2 separate regions of the Mus musculus genome follow, and region 2 is linked to region 1. The links are chromatin loops, found by intact Hi-C in ENCODE. Cell type or tissue: left cerebral cortex. All regions are shown on one strand. Links, peaks and the distances in the headings refer to the core of each region. The heading gives the core; the rest is flanking DNA.

The links. Peaks named below come from ENCODE experiments on the same cell type or tissue, not always from the same donor. Only the 100,000 strongest peaks of a DNase experiment are listed, where the experiment ranks them.
Region 2: a loop joins it to region 1, with 2.8 times the contacts of the local background. A loop is called at or near these places in 10 of 42 quality-filtered maps.

What each region holds. Positions count from the first base shown.
Region 1 is chr1:105,736,615-105,746,175 of GRCm38, forward strand. It overlaps Relch (RAB11 binding and LisH domain, coiled-coil and HEAT repeat containing), which reads left to right. Exons shown (of 29, transcript NM_173187.4): 23 at 3,821-3,903; 24 at 4,683-4,746; 25 at 6,597-6,735; 26 at 9,455-9,561. Among named protein-coding and RNA genes, the nearest start is that of Tnfrsf11a, 39 kb to the right of the region's middle. In left cerebral cortex, for the core only: no CTCF peak of the experiment used is centred there; a DNase peak (open chromatin) is centred at 6,051; H3K27ac peaks cover 1,273 bases.
Region 2 is chr1:106,019,741-106,029,301 of GRCm38, forward strand. Zcchc2 (zinc finger, CCHC domain containing 2) reads left to right here. Exons shown (of 14, transcript NM_001122676.1): 8 at 108-165; 9 at 1,986-2,118; 10 at 3,460-3,524; 11 at 3,924-4,018; 12 at 7,663-7,791. Among named protein-coding and RNA genes, the nearest start is that of Zcchc2, 34 kb to the left of the region's middle. In left cerebral cortex, for the core only: no CTCF peak of the experiment used is centred there; no DNase peak of the experiment used is centred there.

The DNA of each region.
Region 1 (9,561 bases), core at 1,179-9,178:
TTGATGCTATTCAGTTTTACTGTAGAGCCAGGCTACCTCAGTTTAGTTTCCATCTCTTCTACCATTAATTCTTTGTTAATTATTAGGACAGAGTTGAACTTGTCTATACATTAGTTTCCTCATCTACAAAATGAAGATAATGATTAAACATATCCTTCTCAAATGATTTTGTTTGGTTTTTTTTTTTTTTTTTTTTTTTTTGGGTTTTCGAGACAAGAGTTTCTCTGTGTAGCCCTGGCTGTCCTGGAACTCACTCTATAGACCAGGCTGTCCTTGAACTCAGAAATCCACCTGTCTCTGCCTCCCAAGTGCTGGGATTAAAGGTGTGCACCACCACTGCCCAGCTTTTTGTTAATATTCTGTGAGCTAGTAAAGCCCTTAAAATGGTGTCAAACAAACAAGCTGTTATAAATGTTGGTTGACATGTCACTGTTTTTGTAATTTGTGCTATTCACAAAATATTAAAGCTGTGTAAGGAATCTATAAACTAAAATTATCTCTTTATGCCTGTGATTCTTTTTTAATTTTTTTCACATACTATACTTTGGTAATGTTCTTCTCCTTCCTCAGCTCTTTCTAGATCATCCTCACCTCTTACATATCCAACTTCAAGTTCTTTCTGTCTCTCTCAAAAACAATTAAAAAAAAACCAACCTTAAACTCAAATATGCTCTTAAAAAAGAAAAGAAAAGAAAAGGAAGAAAATCAATAGGACAAGGAAAACACAAAAACAAAACAGAACTCAAAAACAGAACTCAAAAAGAAAGCAAAAAGAACTCAAAAAACAATAAAGAGGGCATGAGCCCTGCTCTGGAGTGTGGTTGATATATACCTAGTGACACTCCATTGAAGAAAACTGATTTTTCCTTCGCTCAGCCAGGGATCAGTTGCAAATAGCTTCTCTATTAGGGATTAGAACTTAAAATGTTTTTGAGAAGAATTAATTAAAATCTTCCTAAATTTAAGAATTTCTCTATAATTTAAGATAAACTGCAATTAGAATGATAAAATACTGAACATATTTAAAATACTTGCTTTCTATAATTTTCAGTAACTAGATTACTCAAACCTGAATAAAATTCTCTTGGCCAGGAAGTTGAAAGTTTTGTCCCTTTTTTGTTGTTGTTTTTAAGATGATCTATAATTAAGGTTATTTGTTGAAGTCAATGCCAGAGTAATTTTGATGTTTTTATCTGTACAAATTCCTTCTTGGATAAGTAACTTTGATTATTCAATGTGCTGAAAAGTGGACATTACCATGAAGATGGCTTTCTTCATGCCTCTCAAAAGAAAAATGTGTCATTTCAAAAGCTGTCATTAATATACTCTTCATGCAATTTTACTCTAAGACCCAAAAACCAACTTCTTTCTCTTGACTGCTAGAAGGTATGTATATTTCAAGCATTTCAAATAAATAAAAGTAGCTTCCCCCATTTCACGTTTGGTTTAGCTTGTGTGTTGCCTTGAATGCTTGCCACTCAAATGCCCAAGGTTCTGTGTTCTGTCCCAGGGACACATAAGATTAGATGTGGTGCTGCAGAATTTAGGCAGGTAGATCAAAAGTTTATGGTCATCCTCCAATGCCTGAGAGTTCAAGGCCAGCCAGGGCTACCTGAGAGCTTACCTCAAAAGTAAAGTAACAGGATTTAATAATAGAAGTAAGAAATTGATATACTAGGAATTTAATTTGAAATACTTACTGAAATTTAACACAAACTCAGCTTTGTTTTTAGATAGCAAGACATGGAGAAACCCAATGGGATTATGTTATTCCTGGTGCTGAACAAGATGCTATGTTTTTTTTGAAGTAGAAAATGAATGTAATTCTTTTCTAGAGGAGTACAGTGACTTTCATGTTAATTAACCTTCTAGAGTGACAAAGTACAAAAAAAAAAAGACATCACGTGACTATTAATCGTGAGGTTACTGAACTATATCATTAAACTTTAACTCAAAGAAAGGACCGACATCAGTTAAGACAAATAAGAACGAGTCAGTCTGTCGTCTGGTTCTACTTTCGACCCTGAACAAATGCACATTTCTACAAGTCTGAGATTTTCATCTGCTAAAACTTTGATAATGTTCTGTATTTGCCTCACCAGACATAAAAATCAAAAGGTACAGAATGTAAAATAGCTAGTAATTGATAACTCCTAAAATTATTGACTAATTTTCTAGGTTTTTTTTTTTTAATTACCAAAAGGATCCTAGAGCAGTGAGAAATTAAATTGTCCTCTAAATTACCCTCTTTGAAATGATGAATTCCAGATACTAGGCATCAAGATAGGCTTTGCTGATTCAAACTTAAACCATCTTATGCAAAGAATTTGAACTCCTTGTCCTATTTATTCCTACCTGAACTTAATATCACTCATAAAATAACAAAATATCTTTTGTGATTTTACCCCTGCCTAATTAATATAGGCATTTAATAAATTATTTCAGAATGCTGAAATTGATTCTGGGATGAATGGGTTGATAAATGGTAATGGATTATTGCAGATTAAATACTTTCACATGTTAACTAAGTTTTTCATACTTTATAAGAGGAATGCTAGCACATGCACAGAGGTGATTTTGATAATGAAAGTCCATGGTAGCTCTGAGAGCTACAACTAGTGAACAGATTGATTAGGATTCAGCAGTTAGATATACATCAGATTTTGTTACAGATGGTTGTGAGCCACCATGTTGCTGGGATTTGAACTCAGAACCTTCAAAAGAGCAGTCGGCACTTTTAACCACTGAGCCATCTCGCCAGCCCTGTACTTTAAAATTTATGTAAGCTTTAAGAAAATTACAAGAAAAAGACTGTTTCAGAAGTAAACTTACAAATGTAATTAAATGACTTCTTTTTATAAAAATTCCAAATCATATATTATTGAGTAGTACTATAACTAAATTCATATTGTATGCATTGCCTGTGTTGTATGCAATATTTCTTGCAAAATGCAAAATTCAGCATTTTCAGATAAGTAAACAGTCCTGAGATTCTGTAACTTATCTAAGGCTGCATGGCTAATAGTGGGAGAGAGCTGGAATTTGAACCCAAAGCTAATGTCTAGGTTGAACACTCCAGAGCATATTGTTGCAGTTTATGTCTGCAGCTCAGCTCAGATGATAAGGCTGTGTGAGGACAGGTTGAGAGTTTTACTGTGTGGTCTTTAATATCCTCTCTGTAAAACAGAAGCACTTTAGTGATGGCTACAAGCCATTTTGAAGTTTGCTTTCAAAAATGTTTATTTGTCTTTTATTGATCATAATAAAATCCTACTCAGTTGACTTTTAATAATTTTAACTAACTAGTTATTATTAATACAGTATGTCTCCATTTTAGGGTTTTGGTTTTTTGTTTGTTTGTTTTTTGTTTTTTTGAGAGCTGAGTATAGTGGTGCATGCCTTTAATCCCAACAAAAGAGTCAGAGGCAAGGGGATCTCTGTAAGTTCAAGGCCATCCTGGTCTCCATAGTGAGTTCCAGGGCTACATAGTGAGACCTTGTCTCAATAAAACCAAGAAGAGAAACTTTTCATTGCATTTTAATTGAAGATGAAAATTGAGTATAGTCTTTGACCTAAAGAACAAACTGCCATCCAAATGGTGACAAGCCTCTTTGTGGACTGCTAGGCAATTTAAGCTTTCTTTCCTTCTAAGCCTTCTATGCCTTGGTAAGCACTCTAGTAGCAGTATTCGCTTAGCTTCTAATTTTGGTTTTGCTTTTGTGTTTTCTCTCTTTCTCTTGGTTGTTCCTCTCTTCTTCCCGTGGCACACTGTTTGCTTTCCATGCACCACCTGTGAATCCCCCCTGTGCTGACCAATCAGCTGTTGGTGAAGGGGGTGAATGAGACTCTGGTAGCTCAGAGGGTTGTTCCTGCTCTCATTACTCTCTCCAGTGACCCTGAAATGTAAGTGTTGTCCCTGCCTTCCATGTCCAGCATTCCTTTCCTAATGTGCCTGGTGAGAAATAACCATCATGCTGTTAACAGTCACTTGAAAATAGTGACAGTGGGTTATAGGCCTATTTGATTTTCAACTTACCATGTTGCTATTAGTACACCGTTGAGGTTGTTTTTTAAGGCAATCTCACAATAAGCCTAACTTAGAGGCCATATAATAGAGAAAAAAGTATTAGCATGAATAATCAATAAACACTTTCAAAACCAAAACATGCTGATGGACTATTTCTTCAAGCCAAGAAAGGATGCTCTGCTAATCTCACTAACAGGTTGTTACCAGTGAGTGTAGTGGCATGAACCAAAGGCTTAACATTTTAACGTCTTAAGTGGACAACTAAAGCAAGAAAGGCCAGTGAGTCTGCCTGCCCATCCTCAGTCACAGCTAACCCAGTTCTCATTCCAGTTTACCAAACCATTTTTTATTGCATGTTGACTGGTTTACAGCTGACTCTTCGAGGCATGAGTGAAGCATTAGTTGACAAGCGGGTTGCTCCGGCCCTTGTTACCTTGTCCGGTGATCCTGAATTGTGAGTTCACAGACTGTGACCCTGAGTTATCCTGCCTGTCTTATTGAGCATTCTTCTTGGTCTGCTCTTTAAAAGTTTAACTGTCATTGCTAGAGACTAATGTGGGATTTCTACCTTGTGCTTATTTTTATATATATGTTAATGATGATCCTATTGTCTTTCAGGGAAGTCTCAGTCTCTTTCCTTTTTCATTTCTAACAGCTCTGTCAGGATTGCTACAATCCCAGCATTTGGCACTATTATGGAAACAGTTATTCAGAGAGAGGTAGGACATAGACATTTGTTTACACTCTGTGCCAGTGGTGATGACAGATTTCTGATGACATACCCAAAGGTGGGGTCAGGGAGCATCCTAGCTTTTATGGCATTTCTTATTACTTACCAGAAATTTAAAAGTACCATAGTTTAGACTAATTGTTTATTATTTTTTAAAAAGTGTTCCATTTCTGTATTAGAATTCTCAGTTAAAAAATTAACTTTAGCCTAGCTGGATATAACCAACCTGCATACATTCTTTTTTTTCCCCCTCCTTTTAGATAAAATCTCATTAAATAGCCACGACTGGTCTGATGTTTCCTGTATAGGCCAAACTGTCGTTAAACTCACAGGAATCTGCCTGCTTCTGCCTTCCAAGTGCTGGGATTAATGATGTGCACCATCATGCCCAGCGTACATATTTTATTGTCATAAAACATTAGGAAAACAAAGCTATCTCCCTTTTACAGATGAAGTAGAGGAGGGACCTAAACCCTAATAACTGTCATAGATGCTACCTTATAAAATCCTCTAATATGTTATGTAGATCTTGTGGCTTGTACCACTATGAACCCTGACTTCCCTGCTTCAGGTGTTTAGCAAGATTTTTCTCCATGAAGATTATCTTGATTCTAAAACTATGGTTTCATTTCAAAGTCTTTATGTTCTGTGCCTAACTGCAACCTTACATATGACACACTTCTCAAGGTACTGGAGAGATGATTCAGTGGTTAAGAGCTTTTGCTGCTCTAGCAAAAGACCTGGGTTTAGGTCCCAGCACCCATATGGAGGCTCACAACCATCCATAACTCCACTTTCAGAGAAGCAAGATGCCCTCTTCTGGCCTCTCCAAGCACCAGGTACACACATAGTGTGTGTGTGTGTGTGTGTGTGTGTGTGTGTGTGTATACACACATACATACATACACACATACATGCATACATGCAAAACACTCATACACATAAAATAAAAATTCTTAAACACTTAACAAAATGAGTTTCAGAGGTTTTTTTGCTTTTTTTGTCATACTGGGAATATATTTAGTACAAATGAAAAAAAAATTGTGGACTAGAAAATAAGTGATTTGTGGACATATTACTCATCAAAATAAGGAATTCAATGAAATTTGATTTTGTAAAGATTCTTACAATAAAAACTAAATTTTTAGTTATAGAAAGAATATTTTCCCCCTTTTTGTGCTCTACATATTTCACTGACAAAGCAGCAGAAAAAAGAACACATCTTTCTGCAATGCTTGCAGTCTTGCCAGAATTTCAACATGGTCTTAAATCCTAAAAATACAATGTCTTTTAGGGAACTGTGAGTAAGATGTAAGTCAGCCATGACTCACTGCTTCAGGGGTGGATAGCTGGTACCTACACTATGGTTTGAGACTTATAACTTAGATACAAAAGCAAAAACTTGATCAACTTTTCCTTACGTAGTTGGCTTTATTTTTTCCACTTGTTTTTAAGTTTTTGTTAAGTGTATTTGCTTGTTAACCTAAATTAACAAGGCTGGAGAGATGGCTCAGTGGTTAAGAACACTGTTATTCTAAAGGTACTGAGTTCAAAACCCAGCAACCACATGGTGGCTCACAACCATACATAATGAGATCTGATGCTCTCTTCTGGGGTTTCTGAAGACAGCTACAGTGTACTTACGTATAATAAATAAATTTTTTTAAAAATTACTGCAGAAACAGAAAGTGAGATCTTTTCTTAATAAGAAAATTTCACTATAATGGTTTTGCAGTGTGAATCTACTACCACAGGCCATTTTTAATCACCCTAACAATTATTGTTATTGTTCACCCTAACAACATACTCCAATTTTAATATTCTATTTCTGATTTCAAGTTGCTAGAAAGAGTGAAGATGCAGTTGGCTTCTTTCCTGGAAGACCCTCAGTACCAAGACCAGCATTCTTTGCATACAGAGGTCATCCGAACATTTGGCAGAGTCGGGCCTAATGCAGAACCCCGGTTCCGAGATGAGTGTAAGTGACCTTTCTACCTGTTCCTCATTGTTCCATCACAGCCAGGAGCTTGTCTGAGTGTCAAAGCCTTGCTGTTCTTTGTTTTCGTGTTCTAAAAACTATCCTGGAACTGATCCCTGTTGTGTTCCTAAATACCAGCTATAAAACACTGAGTAGCTCGCCACCTGTAGTTGCTTAAGAGACTTTCTTAATCAACATTTTATGGATGCTTTTGTGCTTCTAAAGCACAGTCACGTTCTTACTTATCCCTCTTGGCATGCTGCCATCCTGGTACACTACTTTGTTTTAATTTTCAGTGATTAGATCTATGTAATGATATGCTAACTCATTTTCTCTAGATTCTACTTTGTATCCTTTATAGTGGCCCTCATCCTTCATAACAGTTTCTTGGGTGGCATCAAACCCACCCCAGCATGTTTGGTATCCAAAAACATGTTTGTTATACACTCTAAAAGCATGTTTGTTATCACTGTGATAGAATTTTATGGTCCTATTAGTTTTAGGAATTTGCCATCCTTTCTAGAGGATCATAGGATTGGCCACTTAAGTCAGTGTGGTTTCTACTGTAATAGTGTATTCTCTAATAGACTGTTTATTATATAGCCAGGTTTTTTTTTAACCAGTTTTAAGATCAGAATGATCAACAAAATATATTAAGTTATTGGGACTATAGTGCCCAAAAGGTTTGTGAGGGCATGGGCACTTACTAATACAATGAGAGTCTCTGCTCATTAGGTGAATGTACTTATAATTAGTTAGCCAACCAACAGAACAAGATTGCTCTTCTAGTTATGAGCATGGACACTCTCAGTGTTCCAGCACCACATTTACATGAGGTCCCAGTCAAAGCTCTGAAGGTTGACATTGAGACAGTAGTTCCTTTGAAGGAGAGAATAATTCCTAGCACCTAGATTAAGGAATATGCTAAGTAACAATGGGTCTTTGGCTTATGCCATGTGGTTGAATCTAGTTGCAGGTAGAGCATTGTGTAACCTACTTACATATACCCACAAGGGAGATTTGGGAGAAGAAGCCATCGGGATCTCCGTGAGCGTGCTGTGCAACAGTTCCTTTCATGGATCCATGGAGGCTTTGTCCTTTGTAATTCTAGGCTGACAGTTATTTCTCAGAGCAAGCACTATCTGTATTTCAATGTCTCCTAGAATTTTTAAGAACTGTAAAAAGCAGATCTAATATGTGATAGTTTTATTCATGTAATAGATGCCTACCTATTAAATATGTAAAAATTATGTAATAGGAAACAAAAAACTTTTTCTTTTCCCATTAGTCCCAAAAGAACAGTTAAAGGTAAATTTAAGAAAACCTTTAGTTGAATAGATCTAGTTAACTGTTGTCTCTGATACCTCTTTAAAACATTTTTAGGGAAAAAGGGAAATTTGATTCTTACCACCCCTACCCCTTTGGCCTACTTTCCTGTTCAAGGGGCTTTTACCTTGAGGAATTTAATGTCAAATCTGTAAATATGACTTACAGTGAAATCAAGCCCATATCAAAAACAATTCTATATTGTTAACTCTCCATATTTATAGTTAATCCTCCTGGTACTTAAAGAAAGAGTAGAAAAATTGGAATAACTAGATTATTTCTCAGTCTCTTCCTTAACTAACATTAGTTCTTTCAGTAGCCCTGTTATTTCCCAATTTTCCATTGAACTTTAGGTCTTGCATCTATTTGAAATTTTGTTTTGGGGTGTGTATCTGTGTGTGTGTGTGTGTTTGCCTGAATATATATCTACATGGAAGCCTGGTACCTGAGGAAGCCAGAAAGGAATATCAGATCCCCTGAAACTGGAATCAAAGATGATTGTGATCCACCATGTGGGTGCTAGGAACCAAACCCCAGCCCTTTGCCCAATAAGCACCAAGTGCTCTTGACCACAGAACAATTGCTATAGTCCCTTGCTTCTATTTCAAACATCAGTTGTTTTATCTAGAACAATTTTCAGCTACTTGTCAGGGCCACTAGGAGTGTGCCATCATACTTTGGAGGCTTTCTAAAGACCCATATAAATCTACTTTGGTTTGAGTTGGCTTCCTTTGGTTTCCATACTCTGCCTGTCCCTGAACTAATGACAGTCTCTTGCCTCAACCTCCAAACACTGGGATTCCAGTCCAGGTTTCAATCCCCAGCTTCAGATTCTCTTTCTAGATTTACTTCAGGTCCAAGCATTTAAAAATGTATAAATAAATAAATAAATTTCTTTGCTTTAGCTGTTGTATCTGCCTTAAGATCTTATTTGAAAGTCTCCTAAAATCTAAATTCTATGTATTTATTTTATTTGCTATTTTAAATCTTTGCCTAATCACACTTGAATAAAAGACTTCTTAGGTATTGTATCTTATTTTTCTTTCCCACTGAAGATGAATTTTAGAATTATTCCCACCCTGGTTATGTGTTATGCTGTGTTCCTAGACATAAATTTCCTTATAAAAGATTACCACTGCTGTGTGTCTTGGTTCATTTGTTTATCATTTTTTCCAAATGGGAGATTGGGAGGTGAGGTGAAATCACCTGTCCTCAGAACTAACTGGACAGTAGCTATAGTGATAAAACCTCTGAAGTGACAAATCACTTAACTTAGAAAAACATACATTCTAGCCTTATAAGAAAAGGCATAATTATACATTGTAAAGTATGAGAGTTGTGTATATGTGATTGTGATAAAATTTAACAATTTCTTTTTTCTTTCCCTTTTCAGTTGTTATACCACATTTACATAAATTAGCCTTGGTGAACAACTTACAAATTGTAGATTCGAAAAAACTGGACATTGCGACTCATCTTTTTGAAGCCTACAGTGCACTC
Region 2 (9,561 bases), core at 699-8,698, 280 kb after region 1:
CTGGGCAGGAGCCCTCCAGCTGCGTCAGTCAGCACGAGCATCCTTTCAGTGCTTTGCTGTAGCACATAGTGTCCTGAATTAATTCACTCTTCTTTCTCCCACCCTAGATGTGTTACAGCACACCATCATCCACAAGAAACATGCTGGGAAAAGTCCCGCTCTGAAGTAGGTATCTAACTTCTAAAGTGTAAATGCCTTTGTACACCTTACACTCAGTCAGTGTTTAGTCAACTTCTCACCTGTGTGCTGTCTGGGAGTCTGCCATTTTCCTCTCGGGTGGGTTTTTTGTTTTGCTTTCTTTTCAGTTGCCGTGCGTGCTGTTTCCCTTTTGTCCCCTTCCTTCCTGCCCTTTGGGGAAGTTCTTTTGTGGCAGCCTTCAGAGTTACATACTGAATTTTATTCTTGTAGCTGCCCCCAAAATTGCAGTGTGTCTTTCACCTCTTAACGGGTAACATAAATTCATAGACAGTTTGTGCTTGCACGATTCCTTGAGTACTCTAAGGGACTCAGGTCACTGTATTGCTTTTGCCTGGGTTACAGTCATCCTGCATTTTCATTGTCTTCATAGTTTTAAATTGTGGCACTGTTTTCCAGCATTCATTTAGATCTCTTTCTGCTGTCTTGTCCCTCAGCATCCACCTATGATGGTTTCCCTTTTAAATGAATGCAGTTAGGGTGTGTGTGTGTTTGTGTGTGTGTGTGTGTGTGTGTGTGTGTGTGTGTGTGTGTGTATACACTTTGTATTACTGTGTATTGTACTGTGTATTATTGTGCTCACAAATCAAAGCCATCTACCACTGAGCTGTGCTTAGCTGAGTGAGTCTTGGTTGGCATTTCTTTTCTGCTGCCTCTTTGAAGCTGTAACTGACAGTCTTCTGGCTGTGTAGTTTTCATCTGCTGTGTGCCACCCCGTTGGCCTATCTCTGACACCTGATGTCTCTGGCAGATCAAATTGTTGATGTGATTTCTAGCTTACTAGTACTGCCCCTCATCTAAATGCCACAAGCGTTCTGCTCTTTTAGTCAGGACCCTCCTATGGGCAGCTGCTTTCTTTCTTTCTTTGTAGATGAGCTTGGGACTCCTTTGCTTGTGGCAGCCCTGGTTCCTCCTCTCTCCTGGGACTGAAGCCCTCCCTTCTCTGATCCACTCTTAGAGCTGTTCTTTCGGTAGCCTTTCCTCCTAGAGCCTTTGAGCTTTTCTCTGTTGTCCGTGATGGACTTTGTAGCTGTTTGCATTACTTGTGCTTCTAAACTCTGTAACTTTCTATATTTTGACTTTAGAAAGTTCTCAGCTTATGTCTTCAGATAGTCAGTTTCTGTTCTCTGAAGCCGTCTTGTAAGAGTCCCCGAGGTCCTTGTGTGTGGGCTGCTCACACATCCATCCCACTTGTCTCTTAGGTTTTTATGTTCCATCCTTTTGTCCTTCAGTGTAGCTTCTTCAGACCAAGCTTGTTATCAGCTCTTTCCCTCAGTTTCCCATCTGTTGAATTCTTACACTGGCTTCATAGTTGAAGACTTTACATTTGGTTCTTTCAGTGACTTGGCAGAACTCTCTGTCTTCCCAAAGTGTAAACCCAATAACTTCATCCTCTGCATTATTTAGGCCGTGGGGGGTTTCCAGTCACATTAGGTTGATCCTTCATAAACCTAATTGTACAGTTCCTCGCTCGGCAGCCCCTGCTGATCCAGGCTCTGCAGCCCCTCTGTTGATTGGACTGCAGGTGAAGCAGGGACACCCAGTCACAGGACACTAATGGCAAATGTACACGTGCTGCCACTCTCTAAGGACAGGCATTAATGATACTGTCCATTTACTTATTTCTTAGCGTATACTTTTTCCCATACACCTAACTCTAGATACTCAAAAGAAAAACAAAACGAACAAACAAAAAAACCCCAGAGACTAAGAGCCTTCTTGAGATGGTAAAATAGGTTAAGTTACGGGGACAGACTTGACACTGTCATATGTTTCTCTTTTATGAGCAGTGTTGCTACAAGCTGTTCTCCATTGGATGGCCTTACCATGCAGTATGCAGAACAAAATGGAATTGTGGATTGGAGGAACCAAGGCTGTGCGGCCATCCAACACTCAGAACACTGTGTGTCCTCAGCTGACCAAGTATGTGGCAGGTTGATTTTGGTGTCATGTGGTAAAAGCATTCTGCTCTGTGTACTTCCTAAGAAATGAATGCTATAAGTGCTGTGTCGGGTGATTTCTGGTAAGAAGTGAGGAAGCGTTCCAGCAGGAAGCTTTATTCTTAAACAGGACTGAAATCTTCTGAGGTCTGAAAAGGTGTATCTTTGGTTGTTTGTAGGAATACTGCAGTAAGACACCTACACTCTTTATTCTAGTTGTAGGGTTCATTAAGTTGTTCCTTCTTTTTGGGGGGTGGGAGGGAGGGTCTCACTATCTTGATATGATAGGGTTTTTAAAACTGACGTTTTCTTGTAGTGTTTAGTCAGGTGTCTCTGCATTCTAGCCTGTAATAAGTGAACTACTGTGCTGAGAGGAGAAGGCTGTGGTGCATATGGTATAATGTGCTACCATACTGGGGCAGAAGACTCATGCCGCAAGTGTGTTCTGTCTAGAAGATAGATCTGACCAGGACACAGATCCAAGTGTGTCTTTATGGATTCGTGGTTGTTTTGAGACGTTGTAAGTTGTCAAGGTCTCCTTTCTAAAGCCACCTGACTTTCTTTCCCGCTATTCCAATGTCTAGACCCTCCCTTAAGTTTGACAAACAGGTCAGTTTTATTCACCCGACCTTCAGCGAAGGCCTGTAGCACATGCAGTCACTCAGCCACAGTCTGTTTTAGACAGTAGTCTCCATTGCCCACAGAGATAACATTCCCGGAACTTAGCAGAGTACCTGAAAACCTAAGTGATGTCAGCTCCTGTCTACGTTTTTCCGATACGTACATGCAGAGCTATGATACACTTTGTGAGTTGGGCCCAGTATGAAGTTAACCACAGTAACTGATGTAATAAGACAGCAGTAACAGTATAGTATCCCAATGTATATGGTTGTGTTCATGTGCTCGGCTGCTCTCAGGCAAGGAGTGAATATGGCCTGATGTCTGCCAGGAAGGTGGGACAAAGTCAGGTTTTGCCATGCTGCCCAGAAGTTTATGACATAGGACATGTTTACTTGTGGAATTATCCTTACTGTGTTTTGGACTGGTTGACTCTGGGAAGTATAAGTGCAAATGAAGAGACCTTACTAGAGTCATAAAAACAGAAAATTGAGATCCAATGTAAAAGAACAGTTTTCTCATGATTAATGTTAACTGCTTGTTATAGAATATGTACACTTTAGTGCTTCTGTAGGGAACTTCAGAAGTGGGCTGGAAATGAAAATGTGTTAGTCTTTAATGGAAAAGATGCTGTTTTAGTGTTTGCTAAGGGTACCTGTAGCAATGTGTGCTGTAGCTGAGGTCTGTCTGTTTTTATCTCCAATAGCACTCTGCTGAAAAACGGAGCTTATCTTCAGGAAATAAGAAGAAAGGGAAGCCACAAGTAGAAAAGTAGGTTCAATTTAATGTTTGCAATAGTAAAAATTAGGAAAGATACACATGCAGTATTTGAAGCTGTGTGTATATCTAGTGTATGTTTACATATATATACATATACACATACACACACACACACACACACACATATATTCCAGTGATTTTACTTCTTTCTTAGTTTTGGGATTAATGTTGTAATTGAAAGTGTCACATGCAGGTGACAGAAGTCAAGCTGTTATGGGGGTAGAGCTCAGAAGCACACTGAGTGGTGACACTTGGCTTTTCTTCCTTGCAATTGATTTTCATTATACAAATATCTGAAGGGTTTAAGTTCTACTCTCTTTAATGTTTTTGATAGAGGACCTTACAAAAGTGTTGATAATCTCTCTCTACCTGTCTGTCTGCTTGGTTTAGGGAGAAAGTAAAGAAAACTGAGGACAGATTGAACAGCAGAATAAATGGAATTAGACTCTCTGCTCCACAGCATGTTCATGGCAGTACTGTGAAAGGTAAGAAGGGTCGTGGCTCCAGCACTCCTTAGGTCAGTTGGTGTAACAAACGTCAGCTTAGCGGACACTGAGCTGTTGTGTCCCCTCCCTGCCATGTACAGCAGTTTCCAGTCAGAGATGTTCATAGACACTATAGAAAGAAAAATGATTTTGTTCTGAATTACAGATCATGCCAGTTTATTGTATTAGCTAAACTGGGAATGACTTCTTTTTTCTATTGCTATGATAAAACACTATGACAAAGGCAGCTTTTATAAAAGAAATTATTTAATTTGGGGTGTACAGTTTCAGCGGGTGAATGTGTGACCATAGTAAGGGCAGTCTGGCAGGTCCAGGTGCTAGAGCAGTTCTGAGAGTGTACATCTTGACCACAAGCACACAGCAGAGAGGGCTAACTTGGAATGGTGTGGGCTTTTTCAAACTTCAGAGTTCTTCCCCCACCCCTACCCACATGACACACCTCCTCTACCTCTTAATCCTTCCCAAATGGTTCCACTAACTGGGGACTAAACATTCAAACAAATAAGCCTGTGGAGGCCATTCTCCTCCAGACTGCTCTGAAGTTCTGGGGAAGAGGGCCTGGACAACCCATCTTACCTGTATAAGGATGTGGTCCAGAGCCATGTTGTAGCACTTTCATGTCTTATGTTCCACATGGTGACAGCACTGACAGCAAACGCTGTCTGCTGTTGACTGACTAGAAGCCACTCCTGCCAGGCCTTGTGCTTCTGGTCCCTATCTCATCACATTTGCTTCCACATTTGTCTTCAAAGAGCATAGTTAACTGAGCCCCTCCCTTGTCTACACTCTCTGAGGCTCACAGCCTCAGATCTCACACAGTTCTGGAATTCCTGTTCCTTCAGGGAGCTCCCAGCGGTTCTCATCTTCTTCAGCCTTAGTTGCCCAAAAAGCAGCACACAGGCTTTGGTCAGAGCCACGCATGGCTCTGGTTCAGTGCCCCTTGTTTCTTAGATGTCTGGCCTCTTTGGAGTTGTAATGTTGCCGTGCATAAGCCAGGAATAATGCCCATCTCACCCAGTTGTAAATTGCACAGAACAGCCTGCGAACAGCACTTAGCCACTGAGTGGAGAGATGCTCAGTAATTTAGTTCTTGTTCCTTGTTGTACTAAAGGAGACAAACATACACATTTTGGGGCTATTGCAAGCTTTGTAAAATCCAAACTCCACTTCCTTTTTCCCTTTATCTCTTTAATTTTTAGCGTTAATGATAACAATTAGGCTTTTCAAGTAAGGCAAACCTTATCCTATGTTGGGTTGGTTTTGCCTCTTTTATTTTTTTGTTTGTTTGTTCGTTTTAGTGTTTCTATTGATATCTAGATATACACATGTAGATATACATATATATGTAGATGTAGATCTAGATCTAATTGACTCATATTTACATTTATTGGGCAGGAGTATGAGTAACGTGTACTTTAGACATCTTGTCTCATTGATGTCTTATGTCATTCTATTGTATGCCAACCCCAAGCTAAGGAAAAAAATTCATTTATTTTTCTCTGAAATATTAAAGTGCAAAGCATTCAGTAAACTAGAAATAATTATTTTCTTTCTTAATATTATATCATTTACTTTTAAAAAATGCTCCTTTTTTAATTTATTTACTTATCTTTTATGTACATTGATGTTTCGCATAAACGTGTGTCTGTGTGAAAGTGTCAGATCTTGGCGTTAAAGACAGTTGTGAACTGCTCTGGGAATGCTGGGATTTGAACTCAAGTCCTCTGGAAGACCAGTCAGTTTCCTTAACTGTTGAGCAACTTGTAATTTTTAAAATCTTATTTTAAATCTTAACTTCTTCTTTGACCAGTAGCATACCTGTATAACTAAGAAATACAAAAGGGAACAAAGTAAAAATGCCACAGTGCTCCTCTGCGATTGCTACCTTCAGGAAGCTGTCTGTGCGATTAGTCAGCTCTGTAGGCTACAGTTTTTCTTTAAAAACTGCTCTCAGTGCTAGGGATGGTGGCACAGCCCTGAAGTCCCAGGGCTTTGGAACTTGGAGCAGGAAGATTACCAATTCAGCACAAGGCCAGACTAGACTACTCAGTAAAATCACGTCTTTTTATTAAAGAAAAAAAAAATCACTTTATAATTCCATTTTAAAGAGATGAGGGCATTGCTACACAGAGCCCATTAAGAGCTTATTGCTTTGGGGTCTGGAGAGATGGCTTAGTGGTTAAGGGCACTTAAGGTTGCACTATCATGAGGACTTGAGTTCTTATAGCAGTGCCCACAAAATGAGCTGGCTATGATCTTAAAGGAGCCTTTAACCCTGGAGGTGGAGGCCCAGGGCTTGCTGAGCACTCTGTTAGGCTTCTAGCCTGGGTTTAGGGAGAGAAGGCACATGACACCCTCTTTTGGTCTCTGCGTATGTTCACACACATACACATATGTGCACATTCACACACAGACACACCCCAAAAAATAATAAATAAACTTTAAAAAGAACTTAATGTTCACTTTAGTATGCTAGCGTTTCTTACCACTTTTCTGTTGCTGATGGCCACACTAAAAACTTTAAAAGGAAATGAGACCCTCTTGTGTTTTTGTATACTTAGATTGCTTGCTTTTTTTTTTTTTTTTTTTTTTTTTTTTTGGAAAATTTTTACCCTTCCATATAAGCCCACTGCTACTTTTCTTATAGCTTTATGAGTTTTTGTGCAGTTTTTTTCTTGGCAACTTGCTGTTAAATAAAATGAGCCAGCAATATCTACATTCTTAAGGCCTGTGTCTTTCATTGCTCATTTCACATTTCAGTGGCTGTAGTAGGCTAGGTCATCAGTAAACATCTTTACACAGTTGGAAGTTTATTCCTGACATAAAGCACTAGTTAAGTCAACTAAATTGCTATTCCACTATATGTCTTCTCAGTACATATTTTGCCTAATAGTCATTACTTTTTATTGTTCTACCATTTTGCCATGGAAATGATTGGCTTGTCCATACGTGTTAGGAATCCCCTAGAGTTGCATATATGAATCTGTACAGTAAACATGTGTTGGATGCTGGCTGTGTAACAAAAGCCATGCTAGCAATTGGCTTACAGAAATGAAGAAGATGGGACTAGGCTATGTCTGGCCTGGTGTATGAGTGACCCATACTAGACACATGAATATTCTGACCTAGTGTGCTTACAGTGGATATAGCTAATTGGTCCTTGTGTGTACTGCAGCCATTCCTACCTTGTCTTTGGATAGGAGTGACATCTGGGTAGAAATTAAAGGGCTACCTTATCTGCTTGATGAGAAACATGTCGTATTAAGTACTGTGGCATGGCTAGTGGTTTTAACAGAATAAGTATTATGATAGACCACCCACTCTTGGATGGTGTCTATAGCAAGCTCTAAGGAGACAAATTCTGTAGACCTACAAGGTAGTTCAAAGTGGTGATACTGGCCTGACTCTGTAAGAAAATAACTCTGATTTAGTAAAATTATCTTGATATTCTATGCCTCTGCTTTAAATATGTATTTATCAGCTACTTAATAAATTTCAATATAAAACAAAGAATTTTAAATGTTGTAGAAAAATAAATCACTTATAGCTACAACTGATTTCTAATGATTCCATTTGAAAATTAACATAACTATTTAACATAACTTTAGAGTTGTTATTTCTAGATATGAATTTGGACATTGGATCTGGACATGACACATGTGGAGAAACATCTTCAGAGAGTTACAGCTCTCCGTCTAGTCCACGGCATGATGGAAGAGAGAGTTTGGAAAGTGAAGAAGAGAAGGACAGAGGTTTGCTAAAGGAGAGGGGGTAGAAAGAGGTGGGGGGACGAAGCTGTCTTCTCATGAGCACAAACCTAATCAGAAAGAGCCCGGCAGGGTGAGCCCAGTAGCTGCTCAGCTCACGTGGGTGATGATTTGGGGAAGAAGTCCATTCTTGCTAAAGACTTAATGTTCTTGTTAGTGACTTGTATGTTACTGGTTTTCAAAACTGGCGTCATTGAGAGATTACTGCTTTACTGAGAGGGGTAGGGTAAAAGGTCATAAGGATCTCCTTTCTTGCAAGATTTTGTATTTCTTCTTAAACATTCCTCTGATTTCTCCAGGCCTTTAGTTAATTTCCTCTTTCCTCGACACTCTGGTCTGACTATAAGAGCCCCTTGAAAAGCCCACTGATGGCTCACACCATGTAGTGGTCAGCACCATACTGTGTTGATCGAAGTTTCTATGCTAAAATTCTTACAGCATGGTATTTTGGCCAAATGTGGTTTCTCACTGCAGTTTTCAGCTCACTGGGACCTCAGCTTCTGTGTCACTTTGGCATGTCTCAGGACACTGCTACTGTCTTTGGAAACCGCTGAAGTCAGTTTTTGCCTTGTGATTGTTTCACAGTCCCATCATGTAACACCTGCAAGGGTCAGTGATACCACTCTGAGGCCACACTGCAGTTTTGTACAGAGTCTTCTCAAGAAAGAAGTGAAAATAACTCAGAGCTCTGGGACATTGAGAGAATCATAAAACTGAACAAGAAGGCTTCAGTGTATGTTGTAGTGCAGTTTGTCTTGGTTCCATGGGGTGTGCCTGAGTGAGTACAGACACTCTCACGGACCTCAGTTCTGACTCTTGAGTGGCTCTCACCTGCTTGTCATGTCTGCGGTGACTCTGAGTAGATAGATGGCAATGTCCTTTATTCATGTAGGCTTTCCTAAAGACAGACAGGATCTCTGGGATCCAGAGCTTTGAACGTTTTCCAAGTTTGAGTGTATACAAACGCTTTTAGGAATGTGTGGCTTTGTTGTTGTTTATTGTAATGATGCTGTGAGACTGCTTTCCAAAGTCAAGTACAAGACTATCTTTGATCATAATAGGGCTTCAAAACCATGGGACTGTCTATTATGACGTAAGACTTAAAGTTTTAATTCATATGGAAATTTAACAGGCCATCTGAAACATTCTTTTTCCTTTTTGGACTTCATTTTTGTTCTTAACTCTGCATAGATGGATGGTACAGATTCAGTGCCCCGAGGAGGTTGTGAATTTAGGAATCCTCCCCCTCTTACAAGGTTGAGTATAAGTAGAATAGTGATTTCTCTCTCAGGGTCACAGGTGCTCTGAGCATTCACTCATTCACTTAAGCTCCCTCTAATACATTGAGACAGTTCAGTTAATAACACTAGATTTCTGTGTCATTGGGCTCTATTTAGCCTTTCTTTAGGAAGGTTAATTAACTTTTAATACTCTTACTTCAAGAATGTTTATTCTTGCCAGCTGTGCATAACCAGTCTTGCCTTAGTGAATGCAAACACTCTTACATCCCTCAAGTAATCCAGCTTCATTTGTGAGCAGAAAGATTCTTACAGTAGGCACAACATCTAACTCTGAGCTGTGGAGACTGCAGTGCAGCATCAGATAGGCCCTTGGTTCCCTCTCCCTGGGGAAGCTGGAGGGGCTTGTGTGTGTACCGTGGCGTGGTGCAGAGCAGCTTAGTGTCTGCCGTGAGGTGGTGACGTGACGGTGCTTTCTCCCTTACTCTGCCTCTTGTGTTCCAACAGCATGTCCATT